Linked DNA regions of Homo sapiens: region 1 is linked to region 2. A link is a contact called in ENCODE Hi-C or POLR2A ChIA-PET data. All regions are on one chromosome and are shown on one strand. Each heading gives the region's core, a stretch centred on a gene start or an enhancer-like site at or near the end of the contact. The rest is flanking DNA. Distances are from core to core; before and after follow the strand shown. Region 1 holds the start of FBXL5 (F-box and leucine rich repeat protein 5). Region 2 holds the start of ZNF518B (zinc finger protein 518B).

Region 1 (7,283 bases), core at 3,416-5,915, 5.2 Mb before region 2:
TCTGTAGGCAGGGATTAAGCAACTGCCTGCCAGATTTCATCACTACAATGAATGTAACTCTGACACTTTACAGGAACTTATCATTTCTTTCCATTCCAGAAACTTGTGATACTTTCTCACTACATGGTGCAAACAGCTGAGTCAAGTTGTCCCTGAGAGTAGCCACCTTTCCCTCAGGCCATACACATGGAACCATTCTTTCTCCCTACAAGTCAGCCCATAATAGAGCCTCTGGTTGAAAATCAAGATTTTGGTGTTCACTTGGCAATATTTACTAAGAGGTAAATGACGCAAGGTAGGTGACATAAAGGTATATTTGGGAAATGGAAGGCTCTTCTCTGTCTGAAAATTTTGCAAGGAAACTTTATGGACCACTATACACATTATATCTCCAGATTTAAAATGAAAGAGACTATGATTTTAGTATTATCTAAACTTCTCTTCAAAAGGAGATCTAAGGAATGGGACTACTCTATATTTGGACAGTTAACGTAGTTTGCGGTGCAGCTCACATTCTCCTGGTAGAAGGAATTAGAAATCTGAGTAAAGAGATTCCCAGAACTGAATCTTACCCAGTACCCAGTTTAGGAATCAATTTTTGCTTATGAGGTCAAAATGAGAACCCTTTAAAGGAGGGTAACAATTGTTGAAATTAGGACTTTAAATATAGCTTGTTTGGATTAGTTTTTCTTAAAAACCATATATGTATATTACTGAATAACAGGAGTATTTTGGTTTGTAAAAACTTTTCAAATTCTCATTCATGCAGCAAGAAATATTTTATGCCTACTATGTATGCCTACTACTTGTTCAGGGAATGTAGATAAACATTATTACATAATGTCAGGTACTTAAAACTGCTAAGAAATTAATTATTTTACTGGGTACCCTTCCATTTATGACATTCTTCTGATTTTTTGTCATTAAATATATTATTTAGTTAAAGCACAGGAGGGACTGAAATTAATGAGGAAGAAACATTGATCACTGCAGCTGATTAAGGATGGGGTGGATAGTATGAAACTGAGTTTAAAAGCTGGGAAATTCCAAGAACAGTAATCAGGATTTATTCAACTTTATATCTCAAGCTCCTGCTGCATATTGGGTGTCCAGTTTAACGCTGAATATGAAAAAATTAAGTCTCTGGAGTCCCAGATGGATAATTTTTCTTAATATTTAATGCTGAACTTAAGGGCCACTTCTACCAGAAAGCCCTCTGTGGCTATCGAGAAAGTAGATTAAGACATCATCCTGTATGTGCCTGTCTTAGTCTGTTTTCTATTGCTTATAACAGAATACCTGAAACTGGGTAATTTATAAAGAAAAAGAATTTATTTCTTACAGTGTGGGGCTGAGAAGTCTATGGTCAAGGGGCTGCATCTGATGAGGGCCTTTTTTCTGGTGGCGACTCTGCAGAGTCCCAAGGCAGTGCAGGACATCACATGGCGAGGGACTCAGCATGCTGGCACAGGTCTTTCTTCCTCTTGTAAAGCCACCAGTCCCACTCCTATGATAACCCATGAATCCTTTAATCCATGAATGAATTAAGCCATTCATGAGGGCAGAACTTTCATGACCCAATCACCTCTTAAAGGCCCCACTTCTTAATACTGCCTTATTGGGGATTAAGTTTCAGCATGAGTTTTAGAAAGGACAAACATTCAAACCACAGCAATTCCTAAATCAGCCTGCTGCAGCAGTTGTTGATTGACTATTTTGATGGACAGTAAGGATCAACTCTGGTACTGAGTGAGGACTATGATTCCAACTGGGTCAAAACGTAAACATTCTTTCATTGCTTGTTTTCACAACTAATCCCCTATTAGGGAAAGTGCTGTGTCACATACTCAAACGGAGTGAAATGCCTTAGAATTGACCCTCCCTGGCCAATAACCCTTTCCAGGGTTCTCAAAATTAGGCTTGGAAACTACTATAGAAGAGGCCTATTGATAACAGAATAAGTTATATTTTTAGGTTGCCAGAGAGAGAATGAGAGTAGGTAAGAGAAACGACCAATTCTACCAGTTATTCTACAATGTGGGTTTTCACTGCTCTGTTCACATGCCTTATTCAGACTTCTTGTGGTGGTCAATTGCTAGATGGTCTGTTGGAATTATCTGCTGTCATACATCCAAAAAGGTCTCACAGAGAGGTAAAGTGACAACCTTGGTCTTAATAACCCTCCCAAATCTGCTGTAGTTGCAGTAACCTATGGTAATGATACTACACTGATCAATGACCTCTTTAGAGCTAAAGTTCAGTAAAGTCAGTCATTTATTTTGGATATATCAGGTGATTAATTGCTACATAATTCAGCATATGGAGCTAATGTTAATAGCTTTCCATGGGAAAAATTACTCACAGGGATTATTTTTAAAATCACTTTCTTTCATTTTGTCATCTAAAACAAATTCCTTGAAATGGCCAGTGTCCAAAGTGGCTGTTACTACTTTTCAGCTGATTATAGAGCTTCAAATCTGGGTTACAGTGAAACTGTGTGGATGGACTTTTTTTGTTGTTGTTGCCAAATACCTTTTTAATGTGTCTGGTTCTACAGATGGATACACTAGTGAACAGCACAGACACAAACAGTTGATTGGACAAGACAACATAGCATATTAAACATTAGTAAAAATGAGGAAATTACACAGTGCTATGAACTACCCTCATTCTTTTTTCCAACATATTTACTGAATACTCACTTTATGACAGACATCATTCTAAGTGCTGAGGATAAAACAAAGTGCATGTTCTCATGGAGCTCATTTCTCTATATAACTGGTTCACCTGAGGTCTGATTCTGCATTCCAAGATAGCTGGAGTGAAAGATTAGTATGAGGTAAAGAAATAGAGGGTAAATAAGAAAATGCTCTCTGGAGGTTATTAAAAAATATAGAGGCAAAGTCCTGGCAAAAGAACGAGAAACGGGGTGAAAGGGAGAAGGAGGAAGAGAGAAATTAATCTTTATCAAATATTTTATTATTATTCTATTTCTTAAGCCTTATTCCTGCTTCTTAAGACAGACTGTGAATAAGCCATCTCTGTATCCCAACTAATGCAATGACTCTGGGGGTACTGTCAGATCCAGATTTATATGACAGATTTTTGACTTACTAATTTGTGGGACCCTAGGCAACTACTAGAATGTCTTGAAGACTTAATTTCCTGCAGCACTACCTCATAGAGTTGCTTTAAAAAAGTATTACTAGCTTACAGACGGTACTGTTATAAGTGCTTCAAATATATAAATCCTCATAAAGATTCTGAGGTAGGTATTATTAGCTTCATTTCATGTCAGAGCAAACTGAGGCATAAAGAAGTCATATAGCTTGTTAACGGTTGTATAGCTAGTGTCTGGCAAAACCAGGAATCTTAACTTCCAGAGTCTGTGGTTTAACCACTGTTCACACTGTCTATAATAGCATATAGTAATATAAGATTAGAACTAAATAGGGTGCATTCCACTGCAAAGTTCTTTCTCACCTTCTTCTACTCCATTATTTGTTGACTATTTACTGATCCCCATGTTGTCTTGCAACTGTGATAGATAATAGAGAACAAGGGTGAACACAGCATATCTGGTTCTTGCCCTCCTGGAGGTTCTGGCCATTAAGCAAATAACAATTCCTCCCAAGGTTCTCAGGCTTCCCTGTTTTCTCCTATTTCTCTATCTGTCCAGCAGTACTCCAGCCAACCAATCTAAGACTGACCGGCGTGAGCAGAGAACAGAGTCTCCAGGAGGTCTGTGGCCAGGGCCAGGCGATTTATGGGAAAGAGGCAGACATTTTCCTGGGTTAGTGACCTTGTTTTCTCTCCGAACCTCCGCTTAAAATGGCGGGATTTGTACCAAGGTTCTTTCCCGCACCAACCTTCCATTATTCACCCTTCTCCCCACCCCCAAGGCCCGTCGGGCCTATCCCTGACCCGCGTTCCTGCACTTGAGGTGCATTTCCGCACCTGGATCCCCAGATACTGTTTTTCCCCCACGTTGAGTCTCCCGAATTTCACGAGAACTCTCTCTCGCGGTCTCTGCCCCGCCCCTCGCACCCAGGCCCCGCGCCCGCTGTGGGCTGCCGCCCGGGACCGAAGCTCTCAGAGCCCGCAGCTCTGGTTCACCAACCGCTGGGTGGGAGCCAGGCCCGGCCTTTGAGTGGCGGCCGGGGTGGTCTGCGCTCGGCCCCAGGAAAAATCTGGCACGGGCCAATCGCAGGGAGGCGAAGGGCAGCTCCGGAGGTCCTGGCCAGAAGCATTGGTCACCCAGGCCAAGCAGGCGTCGGGGCGTGGGCACAAGCAGAGCTCGCGGCCCTGACCGCGGCCATTGTGCTTGGCTGCCTCTCCTCAAGGCCGTGGTGGGCAGGGCAGCAACGGGAGAAGCGCCGAGAGCGCCACTGCAACGACTTTCCCCTACCCTCAGCTACTGTGCTTTCATGTAGTGAAAGAAACAGGGAAAAGGTTTGGGTTCCTTCTGCGGCTTATGAAGACGACAAAAAACGAAAAGAGTGGGGGCGGGAGGCAGAAGCCGCGAGCCTCTGCGCGCGCCCGGTCACGTGGGCCGCAGGGATCGCATGGCGGCGGCCTGCGCGCCCCCGCGTCCCCGCCGGCCAAGCCGACCGGGCGCGCGCGCCGACGGGGCGGGCGCATGCGCAAGGGGGCGCGCCGCCTCTGCCCCGCGGCGAGGGTGTCTATGGAGAGGCGGCGGCCGCGGCTGCTGAGGCGGAGGCTGAGGCAGTGGCGATGGCGCCCTTTCCTGAAGAAGTGGACGTCTTCACCGCCCCACACTGGCGGATGAAGCAGCTGGTGGGGCTCTACTGCGACAAGGTAACGGAGCGCTGAGCCTCCCGCTGTGGGCGGTGCGGGCGGCGATGGGGAGCGGGCTGGGTTCTTGGGGCGGCCTGGCCTGCGCCGCGCCCGCAGCCCCGTGCCGTCGCCGCGCGAGTAGCCGCCTGCGCAGCTGTCAGCGCCGCCCGCTCCCGCAGCCTGCCCGCCCGCTGCGAGGCCTTCGCAGAGCCGGCCTGGCCGCCGCCTCGGACGTGCTCTCGGGGCGGGCGGCGTCCCCTGCCGAGGGCCTGGCGGCTGAGGAGGGGCGCTACCGGCGTCACTGGCCGCCCTCGGGCCGGCCCCACCGCCGCGCTGGGACTCCCGCTGCTGCCTCTAAGGAGAGCGGCCCTACCTCCTCGAAGCCCTGGGTGCCCCGGCCGGCCACCTGCGGTGGACTCCCATCTGCACCGAGTAGTTGTTCCCGTCCCCCGTCACTCCCCCGGGCCTGTTCGGGGCTCTCCGTGCAGACACCCACCCATCCTCTGCACCTCTCGCTGGCTTCCTGGCTGGAACTGCAGCGTCTCCCAGCTACCCGGTTCCTTTTACCCCCGGCTTTCTTCACTGGTTTGATTTGGGAGAAAAGCCAAGTTTAGAACTGAAGAACCTTCACTCTTCATGTGTCGTTATCGTTTTCCTTGCAACTTTTATTGCCCTGAACACTTACTGGATGTAGATTTTGTTATAAGACAGCAATTCTCTCTTGGATTTCTTTATATGAGCTCGAATAAAGGGGGCCTCAGGAAAAGTTGGTTTAACTGTGAGAACCATTTTGGGCCCATAATTGGTGCAGCATAAGCTGAAGAGGCACTTTTGTGGAGATGGTTCAGGGCCCTTTGCTAGTGATTTTAAAACAATATTAACATTCCACGTATTTGTCAGTTTATGTTGGGGAAAGTCATGGATATCTGCAAACCTCAGGCAGTCCCGTTTCTTGTGGAAATGATCCAACTAAATAAAGCATTCAAATGACTACTGTTTAAGCATAGAAATCAACTTTTAGGAATTCTCAGAAATTGCATAGCATTATGCAGAACCATTGTCTACAGAAAAGAGGGGTGTTTCATAGCTCAGCCAGGCGATTGGAGGATGCCCAGGGTATTCACTGTTAGGCCACACTCAAGACCAGCAATTTAAAGCAGTGACGTTGAATTTCAAATCTTAGCACTCCATCTTCTCCCTCCCTCCATTCTGAAAATTTAGAAACACCCAGTTCACATGAGTTGGAAACACCAGGACTGTCTAGGACAATGGTTTGCAACCTTGGTTGCTTATTAGCCTTAAACTAAAAACTATTAGAAGTCCTGATGTCTAGGTCACTAAAATTAGGATTTCACCCAGACATCAGGTATAAATGATTAAAGCTCTCCATTTGAGTGCAGTATGCAGCTGAGGGTGAGAACCACTCATCTAGGAGAAGCATGAGGAATGGTTAAGCCATTAAGCAAGAGGGTATATCCCTGAATTTTTTACTTAGCAGTATTATAGTGTTTTTATCCTCTCTGGCTTTTGAATATCGTTCATTCAGACACCATTCTTTAATAGCAGGAAAGAAAAAAAAAATGGTCTCAAAAATCGAAAGTGGAAGTGAAGACTAACAGAATCCAAGGTTTTCTCTCCACTTTAGACTGTGGAGAGGTAGCCTAGGATCACCTGAAATTATATGGAAAATTTTGTGCGTGTGTCCATTTTCCTAGGGTGTTTGTAGCTTTCATCGATTTCCAGATGATTGTGACCTCCCAAAATAAAGAATCACAATTTAATTTACTTGCAGACTAAGGCTAAGCAGCCTTATTTTAAAATTTTCAAGAAGTTAGTCGCTCTTTTTCTGTCTCTTCCTGGTGGTTGAGAGTATTTGAACAAATTTTGAAAATGCAGTTGCTTTTTTACAAGATATCTGAGCCAAGAGTCTTTTCAGTAATGTTCCCACTTGCATAACTAGTTTAATAAAGCATTTTCAATTTGACATGGTGTAAGTCAAAATTATTACTAATTCTGAATTAATTAGATATAGTTAATGAGATTGTTGTATACGTTTATCACGAAGATTAAAAGTCCAATTTTCTGAACTGAAACTGAGGCGATTTAGGGAAAAAAAAATGCATAGGAATTTTACATCTGGATTTCTTCTTGATACTGATAGCCAATGGAAATCTCTCTTAGGATGTCCTTTGGGAGCTAGAGTGGAAAATAAGTATTTTGTAATGGTTCAGTAATCTTAAAGGAATTAAAGGAAGAGTACCTTGTTTGTTTTTATCCATTTATCATCTCACGTTTTGCCATCCTTTGGTTGTATAGACCAAGGATATCCAACCAAACAGTTTACAATAAAACTATATAAAATGAGAACTAGTTTTTATGCTCAGACTAAAAAGGTACAAAATAGTTATTTCACTGTACAAATTTGGGCTCTGAATGCCCAGTTATTATCAAGAAGTCAGTTACTATTTTCAATATTGAACTTCTCA
Region 2 (7,256 bases), core at 3,339-5,838:
CCGACTCCACCCAACCCGAATTCCTGTTGCTGACCCCGCGCTACAACGCTGCAACTTTGTCAGGTTGCAATGAGTTTCTAAATGCACCCTCTCTGGTTCTGATCTGCATCCTCCGGAACAGATCTGGGGAACGGCCCCTGTCCGCCTCTCCGCTTTCCAGAGCTCTGGTCTAGGCAAGGGACGCTGACGGCTCCGCCTGGATGGGCCGTGGAAGCCAAGCCTGTTCTGTGCCGCGCACCATGCTCCTGCTATGTCCCAAGCAGTTAATGACTTAACAAAGCCCACGCGCCACGGGTCCTGATGGCGCTTTCAGCCCAGAGGCGGCGGGAACACAGCGGGAGGGGCGAGGAGCTGCAGTCATCAGGAACCCTCGGATTCCACGCCAGCCTGGGGAGGGAGCAAATTGGAATGTAAAAACAAAACATTACATTCCCGATTTTCGGAAGCGCGGGGCGAGCGGGAGCGAAGACGCCCAGGTGAGCGCGGGGCTGCACCGCCCGCCGCGCGGGGTAGAGCTCTACACGCCGAGCTGGGCCAGCCGGGCTCGCAGCGACACTGCAGGCCGCGGGCGGTACTGCAGCGCAGCGCGGCCCGGCGCATCTCGAGGCTCTATCGGGCGCGCATGCTCAGCGCGCCGCTCGTGGCCCCACTAGCCTCACTGCGCGCTTCCGCGGCAGCCGCGGCGGCCGAGCTGAGTGTGCGGGCCAGGAGAGCCAAGAGAGTGGGCCTGCGCCGCAGGGCGGGAAAGGGCGGCTGGGACGTGGTCCCTGCCTTAGCCACGCTCCAGCGCCTGGCACCCTCCACGAAAGGTTGCTCCAGTTACTCCTGTTTTGCAGTTGAGAAAACGTCTCAGAGACTGGCAGTAACTTGGCCAAGGCCACACAGCTGGAAGGATGGCAAATGAGTTCGGGATTCGGGCTCTACATCCTTAACCTCCTGCACCCCAGGACTGTGAGGCGAGGTAAGCTTGAGAACCGGGGTTGTCTTATCAGAGCTTGGGGGGCCTTTATCCCTCCTTTACAGATGTGCAAACTGTGGCTCAAGGAAGTTACTAAAAACTTCTGAAATGTTTTAGAAGAAAAAAAAGCCACTTTCTGGGATCTCCTGTCCATGCATAAAGTTTTGAAGTGTCTGAGATTGACATGTCTGTGCTCTGACCTGGGTGTTAAAGACCTGGCCCTTTTCCAATGGACAGTGCTGTTTTTGTCAAGTCATATAATATTCGGGAGCGGTAGAGGCCAGAGAGAATATAAAAGTGGGTAATGAAGCATGGAAGGAAGTTCAGAGCAAGAGAAAGGATGATCATGGAAAGCTCGTGGAGGCCTTCCTCTGAGCCCCAAGCTCCCCACTGGCAGAATTTGATGAAGGGCTCTCTAAGATCAGAGTCTGTAGACGCCTAGAATGATCTAAATCCACACTGCCTTTCCTTTTCTTCCTCAAAAGCGCCCACCTCAGGGCCTTTGTACATGCTCTCCTCTCCCCTGTTCTCCATCTTCTTGTGGCAGCTTCCTACTCGTGGCTTACAGCTCATCTCCCAAGTCCCCGTCATTGCATTTGTAAGGCTCGTGGTCCAGAAATGAATGTTCCCTGAGGGCTGAGCCTTACCCTGTTCGTCATTCCTCTAGCCTCAGCACCAGCCTGTGCCTGCACTGAATGGGCATTCATACATGGTCGGTTTTTTTTTTTTTGGTTTTTTTTTTTTTTTTTTTGAGACAGAGTCTTGCCCTGTTGCCCATGCTGGAGTGCAGTGGCTCGTTCTTGGCTCACTACACCCTCCGTCTCTTGGGTTCAAGCAATTCTCGTGCCTCAGCCTCCTGAGTAGCTGGGATTACAGGCGCCCGCCACCACGCCCAGTTAATTTTTGTATTTTTAGTAGAGGCGGGGCTTCACCATGTTGGCCAGGCTGTTCTTGAACTCCTGACCTCAGGTGATCTGCCCGCCTCGGCCTCCCAAAGTGCTAGGATTACAGGCATGAGCTACTGCGCCCAGCCCAATACATGTTTTGTTGAATGCATGAGTGAATGAATGAACGTTGGCTCCCAAATCTTATACTCAAGGACTGGTTCATGTCTTCCTTCTTCTCTCCTACATTAGGTAGTCATAACTAGGAGGGTGCATTGATTTCTTAGGGTGGCTGTACCAAACAAACATGTATTGTCTCACAGTTCTGTCGGCTCAGAAGTCTGAAATCAAGGGGTCCACAGGGCCATGCTCCCTCTGAACCCTCTAGGGGAGGATCCTCCCTGCCTTTTCCATCTTCCAACAGCCGTTGGTTTGTGGCTGTGTACTCCAATCTCGGCCTCTGTCCATGGCTTCTTCTCCCTGTGTGTCTCCATGTCTTCTCATGGCATTTTCTTCTCTGCGTCTCTTCACAGAGACACAGAATGGTGTCCCTTGTAAGGACACCATTCACATTGGATAAGGGCCCACCCTAATGACCTTGTCTTACATCTGTAAAGACCGTGTTTCCAAATAAGGTCATATCCATAAGTTGGGGGTGGGGGATATTAGCGCTTCAACGTATTTTTCTGGGAAACATAATTCAACTCGTGACAGAAGTGATCCACGGAATTTAGGCAAACTAAGCTGGGGGGTGGAGAAGAAGACATGAAGGGCAGACGTGTAGGGAACGTGTGATGATTCACATTTGCAAGCATCAAAAGACTTTTAGGGACATCAGCCTTAAAGGTTTCTGCTGAAGTAGTTTCTATTTTTCCTTGACCCTTTTTCAGGCTGTAAACACTCCATTTCCAGACACTCCACAAAGCATTTCATCTCCCTGAATTTGGGCTACTGAAGAGTAAGTTAACAGTCACTTCTATCTGCCAGGGACTGTGATAAGTCCTGACTTGCTTTCTCTTGTTTAATGTTGACAACCCCCTTGGGAGGAAGGACCTATTTTTCACTGAATTTTACATGAGAAACTGAGGTTCAGACAGGCTCACAACTTCTATGTGGCCGAACTGGGATTTATAACCAGTTCTCACTTCAGAAAAACTCCCAGGAGACCCACAGGTACCTTACATCAATTCTGTGTGACTTAAGAGGGCAGAACTGTGATGCATGAGTAGAAGTTATAAGGAGAGTTGCCTCTCCTTATAAAGTTTAGGACAATTTTCTAATGTCTAGACCTCAGATTCTCCAATACTTAGAATTAATAGTTTTTCCTGATGTGGCTCTGTTTGCCACTAGAGATTTTCAGGCAGTGGCTCCTAGTTTGGATTCTCAATGCCTTTCCCAACTTGACCCTACTCTTGAGGGAGACTTTGAACTCTCTGGCATATTCTCTCTGATAGGTGCTATCTGCACATAAATGTGTTTTTCTGAGAAGAGGTTCCTTAGCTTTTCTGAGCCCTAGGAGATAGAAAACCAGGACCCTAGCAGCTCCCTGATCAGGACCGAGGTTAGGAGCACTGCAGCCTAGGGCAGGAAGAAGGATTTGCTCTCTGGGCTGCTATTTTCTCTGCCCAGCTCCTGATACTTTAGTGGTGGAGGTTTTGCCCAGCTGCTGGACTTGTGGCTGAGCCTGTCTTCTTCAACTCCGCTTCTCCGTGTGGCAGTACTGCCCAGGCCCACATCTCCTCCGTGCAGCATACTGGCCGCTGTCCGTGCACGCCGACCTTTGGCCGCCAACAGGAAGGTGATGGAAACCAGCCTTGCCCCGCCCCCGCCTCCAGAGCTTTGAAATAAACTTTAGCTGTTCATCCCGAAGAAACTGTACTTCCCAGTGACGCTGCTCCCATGCCTCAACCTGCCCCTGCTGGAGAGCTGTTTCACTTTGTGGGGAGTCACTGATTGTGCGGGACCTGGCAATATGGTCTTCTTCTTTCCTCTTAGAGGCTCTATTCTAAATATGTCTTCCTTCCGGACCGTAGATGCAGGTGTATCTAGAGGGCAGTTGGCTCGCCCAAAATAGCACCGAAGTCCAGGAGGCAGGAAAGAAACTCTGGCATTAAATGAGCTCACACCCTCTCCAGACTCCCACAGTCATTGTCCCCTCTGACCCTCGCAACGCCCAACTGCTAGAGGAGGCTTTGCGCCTCACATACGACCTTCCCCGTCTTCAGAAATGAAGACACTGAGAGAGGTCAGGGGACTTTCTCGCCAAGGTCCAGCAGCTAAGATGTAAAGGAGTAGGGAGAGTCAGGATTTGTACCCAGGACTTCAAGGCCATCTCCTTCACTGAAGCTCTCCAAGAAGACGAGTTTGGAGGCTGAGGACCTGAGCTCCTCTTCTCTCGCTTTCACTCACCCACTGCAGGACTGCAGGCTCCAGGGAGGCAGGCGCCAAGGCCGCCCTCCGCGGGACCCGGTACAAGGCAGGCGCCCCGGGATGGCAGACTGGGCCAGGACCGAAGCCGAATCCTTCTTTTGCCTGCGGCATGGCTAAATGTGGACCTCGCTCGCTACGGTGCGAACGTGTTGGGTCAAGCTCTAAGCCCAGAAGTGGGGCTCGGCTGGGTCTGAGGCTCCCCGCTCTGGACAGCTTAGAAGCCCGGCGGGGGCGGGCGCAGCCTTAGAGACCTCAGGCGCCGGCCTCGCTGGAGCCGCGCCGCCGCTTCACATTGCGCACGCGCGGGGCTGGCGCGGGCTCCGCCCCCCGGGTAGGGACCTACAGCGGGCGCGGCGCCGGCGGTCTGCGGCCGGCGGTGTAGACGCCCCTTCGCCGGGACCTGGCACCCGAATCCGGCCTGCCGGGTAAGTAGCTGAGCGGGAGGGCGAGGGCCCCCGGATCCGCGTGTACGTGACCGAAGCGCCAGCTGCGGCCGGGTCGTGGGGGCGCGCGGGGCGGGGGCCTGACGGGGCCAGGCCGGGGCGGGTCGAGCGGCCGCGGCCCCGCGTGCCCGCGCTGAGGGCTGGCGTCGTGGCAAGTGGCACCGGGTAGGCCGAACGCGGGCTCCGGCTGGTGGGCGTGGGGCACCGGCTGGGGTGGGGGCCCGGGCCGCGGCTTGGCGCGCGTTGAGCAGGTACGCGGGCCTGGCCTAGGGTCGGGGTCCGGCCCGGCGCCCCCAGCTCGCCTTTGTGCGCCGCGACCCCGCGGACTCGGCCGACGCGCCGGGGCGACCGAGGCGGGGGTGGCAGCGTCCCGCGGGGCCGTTCGTGTGGCGCCGCTGGCCCGGCCTGCGCTCCCCGCCCCCAGCGTTATGAAGGATGCCTCCTCCGAGGGCTCCTACCGTCCGCGCCGAGCAGGAAGTGTCGTCAGGAGGCCATTTTTAAAGCCTCCTGCGGGCCTCGGAGCTGAGCGTTGACGGTTTTGGTTTTCTTCGGTTGGAAGAACCCCGGCCTTCCCTCGCGGCGAGCGGGACGCGCCTGGGAGACGACGATGCGCCCGATGCACCTGGCCTCGTCCTCCGAGCGCCCAGGCTCAGGCGCGCTCGCCTCGGATGCTGCCTGCCATCGGGGGAGCGTGCCGACAATAAACTCGAAAACCAGCCTGGCATTGTCTTTCCTTGAGAGGGTCAGGGGTGGGCTCGTCCATCGAGGTCCTGCGCATCTTTTACGGGGGGCGAGGACATAGGAGGTTGAGAAGAGATGGTGAAGGTTTGAATTGTTCCAAATGCTGATGTCATTGTGGGACCTCCCCATACCGGCCTGCCCGTCTTATCTTGGTGTCTTTGGGGTTTGGGGCTCTGTAAAGCCAAGAAATTGCAGGGTTCAAAAGAATGAAAGTTTCTTAACCAGAAAGGAAAAGCCAAAAGAGCGAACGGGAGAAAACACTTAAGTCTTTATAAGTTGGGTAGTTAATGTATCCCGTTACAATACCTCTGACTTTAAAAATTGTAATAATGAACGATTTATCAACGTAACATTAAAAAAAAAAACTACAGAGCATTATGTCCTATTTAAAAGTACAAATCTACGTAGCTAAACTCTAATGTTGTGTTAGACTCTTTAAACCATCTTAAGTTTAGACTTGAAATCACCAAGAATTAAGACAAACCTGGGTCTCTAGAAGCTTGCAGTACTCTTCTACAGTAGAGCAGAGACTGAGGATGGGAATACATCTCTTTTCTCTCTCTTGAGTCACATATGCAAAGTTCAGCCCAGCATATGATGTCAGTACACAGCCAAGGGTTCAGAAAATATTGTTTTAGAAACCAATGTTATATACTGTTGTCTCTTTGAGTAGAATACAAATAGTTCTTTTTTAAAATTGTGTGATATTGATATCTTTAACTAGGATGCAATTTTTAAAAGTTACTTTCATCTTGGATCAAATTTAGCCTTCAAAAATAACACTTTTTTGCGTAGACAGTTTGCTATGCTGATAACATTCATTGCAAATGCAATTTGAAAAGAGCAGACAAAGGATGGCATTCCTTTATTTATTGGGACTCCTTTCTGATGTATTATACCCGATCTGAAGATCTTAAAAATGCAAAATGGCAATTAAAAAAATCCATTTAGATCTCTAGAGATTTATTTGCCTTTAAGTAAGGGCATCGGGGCCAGTTTTTGTGCAAAAGGAAGAACAAAGAACATTTTATTTTTGTCTCTGTGAAGCCTGCTCTTTCATTCATTCATTCACTCATTCTTTCAACCAGTACGAACCTTATTGAGTGCCTTCCTTGGCCAAACCCTTCGCTATTGATCATGATAAACAAGATCCTTACCAGGGAGGGTTTCCCCAATCATGATTGTTCTCAAACTGCCTGCTGTCTACTGCATTTTCTTTGTTATGCAAACTCAGCTAACTGCAATTTCCAGGATTCATCCTTGGAGTGAAAGCAGCTACAGATCAGCCAGTCTAAACATTGTCATCATAGGGTGAGGGTGGGGAGGCATCAAAATCAACTAGGGAGAATTTTAAACCATATGCCTGAGCCCCACCCTAGGAAATGGTAACCTGATCTGCTAGGTTGCATGTGAGTCCTGGGAATCCTTTTTAAGTTCCGTGGGTGACTTTGCCATACACCCCTGCTTGAGAACCACTTCTGGGGCTCATTCCCCTTATCTTCAACACTCTGAGAAACCAAGGCTGTGCCGGTCCAGGACTTAAACCCAAGTGTTTGGCTTCTGTTGCAGGCCTCTTTGTGCAGCGCCTTGCTGACGCCCAGGGTTCTGATGTAGAAGCCTACACCAGGGCCTGAGGTTGTGAAACTCATGGCAGTCCACGCCTGAGAAGAGAAGGCCTGAAAGAGAAGGAAGAGCCCATGGGACTTGCCACGGTTTTGACTTACATCTGCAACTCCAAGGCTACAGGCAGGAAGTAAGAACAGTGCTCAAGTGGCAGCAGATACTGACTATGGCTTCATT

Evidence for each region. A loop is a pair of places that touch in the nucleus more often than their neighbours do. ChIA-PET counts read pairs that join two places held with the same protein, here RNA polymerase II (POLR2A). Pooled maps may share reads with other maps.
Region 1: a loop to region 2 is called in a map of CD8-positive, alpha-beta T cell, with 8 times the contacts of the local background. The contact joins the promoter of FBXL5 here to the promoter of ZNF518B in region 2. A Hi-C loop is called at or near these places in 3 of 168 maps with a recorded cell type or tissue (CD4-positive, alpha-beta memory T cell, CD8-positive, alpha-beta T cell and naive thymus-derived CD4-positive, alpha-beta T cell) and 6 of 50 pooled maps. POLR2A ChIA-PET finds 5 or more read pairs at or near these places in 2 of 52 experiments (activated naive CD4-positive, alpha-beta T cell and naive thymus-derived CD4-positive, alpha-beta T cell).

Annotation. Positions count from the first base shown.
Region 1 is chr4:15,652,739-15,660,021 of GRCh38, reverse strand. It overlaps FBXL5 (F-box and leucine rich repeat protein 5), which reads left to right and starts at 4,665. Exons shown (of 11, transcript NM_012161.4): 1 at 4,665-4,818. The coding sequence starts at 4,735. It also overlaps a transcript of FAM200B not described here. RefSeq lists an enhancer at 4,141-4,260 and silencers at 4,561-4,670, 4,595-4,772, 4,911-4,980, 5,011-5,230.
Region 2 is chr4:10,454,758-10,462,013 of GRCh38, reverse strand. ZNF518B (zinc finger protein 518B) reads left to right here and starts at 4,588. Exons shown (of 3, transcript NM_053042.3): 1 at 4,588-4,697; 2 at 7,026-7,209. RefSeq lists silencers at 493-662, 4,473-5,112 and enhancers at 5,243-5,402, 4,665-5,480, 5,463-5,522.